Linked DNA regions of Homo sapiens: region 1 is linked to region 2. A link is a contact called in ENCODE Hi-C data. All regions are on one chromosome and are shown on one strand. The core of a region is the stretch at or near the end of the contact, and the rest is flanking DNA. Distances in the headings are between cores, read along the strand shown.

Region 1 (4,079 bases), core at 35-2,534, 220 kb after region 2:
TCACAATAATCCTTATTATTCTCTGAAAGACATGTTATATTTTTGTCATCATAAATATTTATTAATTACTGTTTATAGCACTGGGTTAGGTACTCATCAAGCAACCAAAAATAATTCTTACCATCTAGGATGCTTCCAATATAAAATATAGACAATATATAACCAGGTCAATTGGGAAATAGATCATTTCAGTATGATAAAAGATAGTATTCACATTAACAGTGTGAAAGGGCAGGAACAATAAGACACTTGACTCACTGGTCTTTAAAATGTAGCATCCAAAATGAGCAAGTGGAGAAAAGGTTAAACAAGTAGGTGACACATTTAAAAAACAAGTAGATGAAAGGACTATTCTCAAAAATCTTGTTTTATGTGAGAAACCATCAAATTATGAATTCCAAGTACTGTATTTTTTTTACTTTTCAAGGGTAGGCTCTCCTATACCTTATCTAAACAATTTTTCAAAATAGCCACAATTACTTTGTTTTCCTCTCTACACTAAATTGCCCTTTGCCTCTTGAGCGATTATCTTTTTCAGATTCACCTCAACTTCTTCAGGTTCAAGCGGACTTCACCTGTAAGCCCCTCTCGGTTCTCCCTCTTCTCTGAACTACTAATGGCCTAATTTAGCACAATTATATTGCTTTGTTCATTCCATGTATAGTAAAAGAGTCTACAAAACACATGCAAGCATTCATGCAATTATATGTTGATTTGTTCATGGGTCGACCCCAAAGTCTATTCTCCATCGCTGAAGCATGGAAGACAAATACCCTTCACTTCTTCAGAGGCATAACACATGCACTTCTCTTGTCATGGTGACAGGCATGTGCTGGTGGAGGTCAAAGAAACAGGAACACAAGTGAAATCGAGGTGAGTGTCAGGTAAGGACCAAAGCACCACGCCTACCTCATCTTTGCCCACAGAACACCCATTCTTCCCGTGTCCTGTTTCCCAGGACGTATCCGGGGCGGATAAGAAATCACCCGTGGGGAGGCGGTGAACTCCTCCGCAGGGGCCGATGCCCGGGACAGGGGCGGGGAAGGCTAATGAGGCGACTTGTGCGGGGAGGGGCCAAGGAGGAGCCCAGGTGTCCCGCTCCCGCTCGACGGCGCGCGCCTGCGCGAGCCCAGTTGGCGTCGCACCCTTGAGCGCAGCATCCCTACGCCAGCGAGTCCCAATACTAGGGAGGGAGGGAGGGAGGAGGGGCGGCCGGCCCCCCGCCCCCGCGCGCGGCCACGTGACGCCGGCTGAGGAGATTGGAGGGGCGGCTGCGCGAGGCTGCAGACTGGTGCAGCGCACTGTGCTGGCGGCTGGGCCTCCTCCACCTCCTCGTCTTTCTCCCGGGAACCTTGACGACGCCTTCCGCTTGGCCCTGCCTTCTGCCGCATCCCCGCCGCCGCGGCGCCTTGAGGAGCAGGAGAAGACGCAGCCGGGCCGCCGCCGTTAGAGGGGTTCCCGGCCGCCGCTCGCCCCGTCGGCCGCCACCGCCTCCGGGGTCAGCCCTCTCTCTGGGTCTCCGCTTTCTCCTGCCGCCAGCGCCCGCTCATCGCCGCGATGGGGCTCCTGGACTCGGAGCCGGGTAGTGTCCTAAACGTAGTGTCCACGGCACTCAACGACACGGTAGAGTTCTACCGCTGGACCTGGTCCATCGCAGGTAAAGCCGCTGACTTCCCCATCCTCGCTCGGTCCCCCGCGGGGGGTCACCGGCCCCTGGTCTCGCAGCTCCCGGGCCCGGCCCCACAGGCCCCCGCGCCCTGCGGCTTTCGGATGCTGCGGATCAGCGGAGGGGCCGGCGCGGGCACTGCGGTTGAGCACTGGTTAATCTGATCCGAATGTTAAGGCCTCCCCTCCCCCGACACTCGCAGGGTTTTCTTCTGAGCTCCCTCCATCTCTCATCAGCTCTCGGATGCGGGAGCTGACATATCAGATGGAGCCTGTGCAGCCAGGAGCTCCTCGCAGGAGCCGCCCCACCCTGTGCTCCCACATCTCCCGAGCTCGCCTCCCTCTTCCCCGTGCACAGGATTCCTTTTAACATTTAGTCCTATTTTGTATGGAGAGCGGGCTGGGGAGGAAGGAGGGCTTCAGGGGCAGCTGAAGGTACAGGAGGTTTCTTCAGCCTCCTGGTCGCTTTGACAGAACCCTGCTAATCTTTTCTTCTATCTAGCTCCTTCATCTATAGTATAATTCGGACTGAAAAGTAAAATAATATTGTTTGGCTCCTTGAACCTTGAAGAATGTTAGTTTCCGAGGCATTTTCAACAGCAAATATGTTTGAAGTGATTGTCTATAATGGCTTTGCGCACTGCAGTGCAGTCAGGGGGAGGGGGAGGCCAAAACACCGGGGAAGAAATCAGTCTTTAGGAAGGGGGTCTCTACAGCAACACCTAGAGGTTGTCCCAGATGCCTACATATATACAGTTCTTAAATCAGCAAACTTTTCTTTAGCTGTTGCAGTTAATTTGGCAGGGCTGTCAATTGTTTGATTTATGCAGCTTTCCTAGCGTCCAACTGTGATATTATATTTTTACATTGTACTGTTTATTTCTTCATTTGCTTCGCTGCTTTTGATTTTAAAGCATTTAAAAGTCTTTGAAATCTAAAATAAGGTTTAAAGGATTTCAGAAATGATTTTACGAGGTCAATTTTTCTGGTCCTTTTGCAGTATCACACTGCATCCTATCAGTGAAGGATATTAACGTTCCATCTTATGACTCTGCCTTCCCTACTTCGAAATGAAAATGTACTCCTGTAGTTTTTGTGTTCATTGTTGTTAGAGGAAATTAGACAGTGGTTACAGCATGAATGTAGTCCGATACATAGGGCTTATGTTTTGGGAAAAACGTATGCTGGAATTATTTTTGTGAGAGACAAAATGATTATTTGGCATTAATACTGCATTCACTTCTTTAGAAAAGTATGTTCTTTTTCAGAAGATCTCAACTTTGACACTGGGAAATAAGCTATTTAATAAGCCATTACAGCTGAAAATGGTTAAAAGGCAGTTTTCAATGGAGTGTTTCTTCAGTTTTTTTTTTTGTTTCTATGCGCTATTACACTGATGTTACACTGTACCTGCAAAAACTGGGAAAGATGTGCCCTTCCCTTCACGTCTGTGATTTCGGTTCTTTAAACGTTGCATCAGGGCTTCCCATTACACAATTGTATAGAGCTGAACATCAGACAAGTTCTTTAGCAGGTAATTGCACTTCGCACACCTAGGAGTCAGACACTGTTGAGATACTCCAGTCTCCATATAGCCAGAGCCACACCCAGGAGTTCTCGGTCCTGTCATTCCTATCCTATCCCGGAGCTTTCCCATCTCTTGAGTCTCAGAAGGAAAAATTGAGGGCAAAGGTAGAATACACCTTTCTGTGATGGTGAATTCCTTCCTGATGATGTTTGTGTAAAAGAAACCACACACACACAAATGAAACAGGAAATTTTGTGCAGTTGCCGCATGTGAAAGCTTGCTACTAGGCTTCGAAGGGCATATAAAATAATATAATATTGTGGGCCAAGCCTGAGAAGTGAGAGTAGCCTTAGAACACAAGTGACCTCTCACTAGCAGGCCGAAGGAAGGTATTTGCCTATGCTTTGACTATCCACTTACGAAACCTGAGACTGCTTCCTTGCTTTCTGTAATGAGCTACCTTATGTAGGCAGATGGTATTTCTTAACCAACAGAGAGGCTTAGTGGATATAGTCTGTTCTGCTGTACTGCTGTGTGAGGAGGAGTATTTTTCAGGTCCAGGCCGAATAGACCTGAAGTCTGTGGTGTCCCATTTACGTTTACTCTCCCTCATTCTATGCCCCTCGTGTTCCTTTTTTTTTTTTTTTTTTTTTTTTGGACTCATTCACTCTGCTCTGATTCCACCTCTCAGCATAATTTGATGAAAATCTGGGTGGGGGATATCAAAATAGAAAAGTAGCTTATAAGATGAGGTTAAACAAAAGTTGGTGAGTCAAATGTTTGGAAAGAAGGGGAAACAGAAATGGGCGGGATAGAAAGATGGTCTTGAGAAATAGTGATGAGTGTGGTGAAAGGATGCAAATTATTGAGGGAGAGCAAGAAATGA
Region 2 (4,420 bases), core at 1,884-4,383:
TATTAATAGCAGGCAAAGTAGACTTTCAGGAAAAAAACATACCAGAGATAAAGAGGGAAAACGCATACTGTTAAAGGGTTCAATTCACAAGAAATAAATAATTCTAAATCTATACTTATCTAACAATGGGCTCCAAATAAATGGAAAAAAGCAACACAACTAAAAGGACAAATGGACAAAATCACCACATAGTGGGAGATGATTTTTTAATGTACTAGTCTTAATAACTGACAAAAAAGGCATACCAAAAAAAAGGAGGGAGTGTGAAAAATAGAGATGATTTAAACATGTTCAACAAACATGGCCTAACTGACATACAAAGGACACTGCACCCAGAAGCAAAGAATACAAATCCTTTTCAATTAAACAGAAAACACTGACATCAATTGACCATATACTGGACTACAAATCCAATCTCAACAAATTTTAAAAGATGAAAATTACATATATTCTCTGACCATAGTGTAATTAAGTTAGAAATCAATAAAAAGATCATTCAAAAAATTCTTATGTTAGAATTTTTTTTTTTTTTGAGATGGAGTTTTGCTCTTGTCACCCAGGCTAGAGTGCAATGGCGCAATCTCAGCTCACTGCAACCTCTGACTCCTGAGTTCAAGCCATTCTCCTGCCTCAGCCACCCGAGTAGCTGGGATTATAGGCGCCCACCACTACACCCAGCTAATTTTTGTATTTTTAGGAAAGACGGGGTTTCACCATGTTGGCCAGGCTGGTCTCGAACTCCTGACCTCAGGTGATCCACCCGCCTCGACCTCCCACGGTGCTGGGATTACAGGCATGAGCTACCGGGCCTGGCTAGAAATTTTTTTTAATAAATAGCTAAGTAACTCACAGCTCAAAGAAGAAACTATAATGAAAATTAGAAAGTGGTATTTTAAATTGAATAATAATGAAAAAACTATACAAAATATCTTATTGAGGTTCTGAACGTAATGTCAGAGTTGCGTTTTTCAGACTATCCTTTCCACATTTAATGATTATAAACTCTGGGCAAAATAAAACAAACAACTATTTAAAGGCATTGAAGGGCCAAAAGTAGGCATAAACTGGAGTCTTGACTCTTGAAAGAAATTAAGCCCAGTGGATGACCATGACGTTCATAAGCCTTGTCCTGCAAAAGGACTCCCCAGTCTATGAGTCAGGACAGCTAAAATTCAAACAAATAGACTCAGTCTGGTTGATCTGAGGTGTCAGAAAATAGTCTGTGGCTACCAGTGGTTGAAAATTGAGAGACTAAATCCCTAAAAGAAGGGCACAGCATGGAGGAGCCCCAAAATCTGTGCAAAAACTGATCAAATCCTTGCCAACACTTGTGCCCACAGGACACTCCAAAAGCCCAGCAGCAAATAATCTCTCCCAGTTAAAAGAGCTGTGCCCACCAACAAGGAGGCAGATTTTGGAGTTTGAGACCCTTCAAATTAGAGAAGTTTGATAAACCCTTTAGACGATCCATTCGAACCACTAGGTACAATTTTATTAGCGTATAATTCAATTCTCACTTGACGTTTCACCACCTCTCAGCTCATGCCAGAATTTCATTAGAAATTATAATTTCAGGATTCTGGGTGGACAAAGACAATAGCCACAGTCTGGCCATGTAACCAAATGTTTTGGGAGAAACCTGGTATTCATATTTCACTTCCATAATCCAAGGATACCAGTTCTTTTTCATATATAGAATTCACTTTTAGCTTAATCATTTCCTTTGAATATGAACGAAACATGGGGCAGGTGTTGGGAAATGCCGACCAGACACATCCTGTAGTTTGCCAGGCTATAAGCAGCTGCAAAAACTGAAAGCATGATTCATACTCATCATGATCTGTGACTATCTTCTGAAATTGTGACCTCTATTCCTCATCAATTCCCTATTTGACTGTGAGTAGCTTGATAATCTTTGAAAATCTATGATTCCAGTGAACCAAAAACTCAGTGGTAGAAAATGAACGTAAATTCCAGCTGTCTCCCATGGAATTCACAGCCCTGGAATACCTGAACCACCTTAACCAAACTAGCAGCATTCTTATTGATTCCTTGCTAGTTCATGGGATTTAGATATTTTTCATCTCGGTAAGAAATATAGCCTTGTTGCCAATAGAAAGCAGAAAAAAGTGAGTTTCTCAGAACTCTCTTACCCCAAAACATGTTTGATTTGAGGAAATAGTTTAACAAGTCTCTCTGACAAGTTTCTATGATGTAGCAAAAAGTGCTTCAACATGAACTGTTAAAAATCGGTTTCTATTTTCTCCCAGATACTGATTGAGGAGAAGAGCACAAATAAGACACACAATATTGATGACTTCCTCTATCTTATAATGCAATTCATCCAATGTAAAGTTCCTGTAGTACCCTGTAAGTGTCCTGATAGATGAAAAAATACATGAGTGACTGCACTATGAGCCAAGAAAGACCTGGGTTTAAGTGTTACCTCCACGGATTACTAAACACTCTAAGGCTCCATTTCTTATGTGTAATAGAAAAATTATAACACTGAAAAGACTATAATAATTCATACATTTATTCAACAAATGTTTTTAAACTACTTAATATTATACAGACACTTTCCTAACAGCAGCAAACAAAACGAAAACATTCCTCATGAATGTTTACATTCTAGTCACAAGAAATGCAATAAAAACAAAATAAATGAAGGAAATATTTAGTTTGTTAGATGATGAACCAGGGGAGTAGGTGATGGAGGGAGGGAAACTACTATGATTTTTAAGGACATTGGGAAGACCCCACTGAGAGGTGACAGTTAAGCAAAGGGTTTAAATAAATGAGGATGTGTACCATGCATATATCTGAGAGAATAAATATTCTGGGCAGAGCGACCATCAAGTACAAAAACCATGGGGTAAGAAAATGTTTAATATATCAGAGGAAGGGCAAGGAGTCCAGATTGCCTGGTCTAGAGTAAAAGAAAGAGTAGTAGGAGATAAAGTCAAGGAGTTACAGGATGGAATGGGTAGATGATCAAGCAGGGCCCTGGAGGACATTGTAAACCCTCTTTTACTGTGAGAGCGAGTCAGAGAGCAGGTGAGTGAGAAAAACAGGAAGTTCTTGAGTACGGTCATGCCATTCTCTGAGCTGCATTTCAACAGGATCCTTCTGACTCGTATTTGGTGAATAGCCTGTCAATAGCAAGGGTGGACACAGCAAGATTGATTATCTGCTACTGCAATAATCCCAGTAAGAGATAACAATGCATAATAGCAGAGAAGGTGGAGAAATGGTGTGAGACTCTGGATATACTCTAAAGATAGAGCTAAAAGGATTTGCTGATGAAATGGATGTGCAGTATGAGTCACAGCAATACTAAGGATGATTCAAAGTCTTTTGGCCTGGGTAACCTGAAGGACAGAGTTCCCAGTAACTGAGAAAGGGAAAACTGTGAAGAAGCATGTTGGGTGAGAGATCAGCAGCTCAGGTTTGGAGATGTTTACTTTGAGATGCCCTCAGATATTCAGGTAGAGCTATCAATTAGACTGTTGGATATAAGTTGGAAGTCTTCAGCATAAAGACAGCATTTAATAACAAGGGATGGGATAAGATTACCTAGTAAATTTAAATAGAGAGAAAAGAAGAGATCTAAGATTGTAGCCTGGATACTCCAATGTTAACAAGACAAGCAGGTGAGACATAAATCAGCCAAGTTGAGAAGGAAAACAAGCCAGAGTTTGGAGGAAAACCAGGAGGAGAATGTGTTGTCCCAAAAGGAAGTGTTTCCAAGAAAAGAGTGATTAACTTGTGTCTATACTGCTATTAAAAAGTGAGATGAGGACTGAGGATTTTATCATTGGTGACCTTAACATGACCGTTTCTGCAAAGTAGGAGAGAAGAGAAAAAAAAAAAAAAAGCTTAATTGCAGTGACTTCAAGTGAGAATAGAGAATAGAAGCAGAGAAATTGAAGACAATGAGTAGTGACAATTATATGGAGAAACGGTGCTATAAAAGAGAGAAGAAGCCAGGCGCTATGGCTCACACCTGTAATCCCACCACTTTCGGAGAATCACTTGAGCCCAGGAGTTCAAGACCCTACAGCAAAACCCCATCTCTACAAAAAATACAATAAAAACATTAGCCGGGTGTGGTGGCACGTGCCTGTAGTCCCAGCTACTCAGGAGGCTAAGGTGGGAGGATCATTTGAACCCAGGAGGTCAAGGCTGCAGTGAGCTGAGATGGCACCACTGCACTCCACCCTGGGCAACAGAGTGAAATTCTGTCTTAAAAAAAAAAGAGAGAGAGAGAAGAGAAGAGAAAGGGAGCAGTCACTAGAGGGGAATATGGGGTCAAGAGAGTTTTGGGTTTTTTTGTTTTGAGATGTAGTCTCGCTCTGTCACCCGGCTGGAATGCAGTGGCACAATCTCCACTCACTGCAACCTCTACCTCCTGGGTTCA

The links. A loop is a pair of places that touch in the nucleus more often than their neighbours do. Pooled maps may share reads with other maps.
Region 1: a pooled map shows a loop between it and region 2 (6-fold over the local background). The contact joins the promoter of ELOVL4 here to the enhancer-like site in region 2. A Hi-C loop is called at or near these places in 10 of 50 pooled maps.

What each region holds. Positions count from the first base shown.
Region 1 is chr6:79,944,758-79,948,836 of GRCh38, reverse strand. ELOVL4 (ELOVL fatty acid elongase 4) reads left to right here and starts at 1,284. Exons shown (of 6, transcript NM_022726.4): 1 at 1,284-1,657. The coding sequence starts at 1,558. It overlaps LOC124901350, which reads left to right. Exons shown (of 2, transcript XM_047419628.1): 2 at 826-1,450. The coding sequence starts at 1,022. The coding sequence ends at 1,450. LOC124901351 (a long non-coding RNA gene) reads right to left here and starts at 1,032. Exons shown (of 3, transcript XR_007059656.1): 1 at 910-1,032. RefSeq lists a silencer at 1,175-1,224.
Region 2 is chr6:80,162,769-80,167,188 of GRCh38, reverse strand. All of the region lies in intron 3 of BCKDHB (branched chain keto acid dehydrogenase E1 subunit beta), which reads right to left. Among named protein-coding and RNA genes, the nearest start is that of BCKDHB, 58 kb to the right of the region's middle. Within about 2 kb of position 3,133, at least 6 of the 41 ENCODE cell types and tissues checked have a DNase peak (open chromatin) inside an H3K27ac peak, as active enhancers do.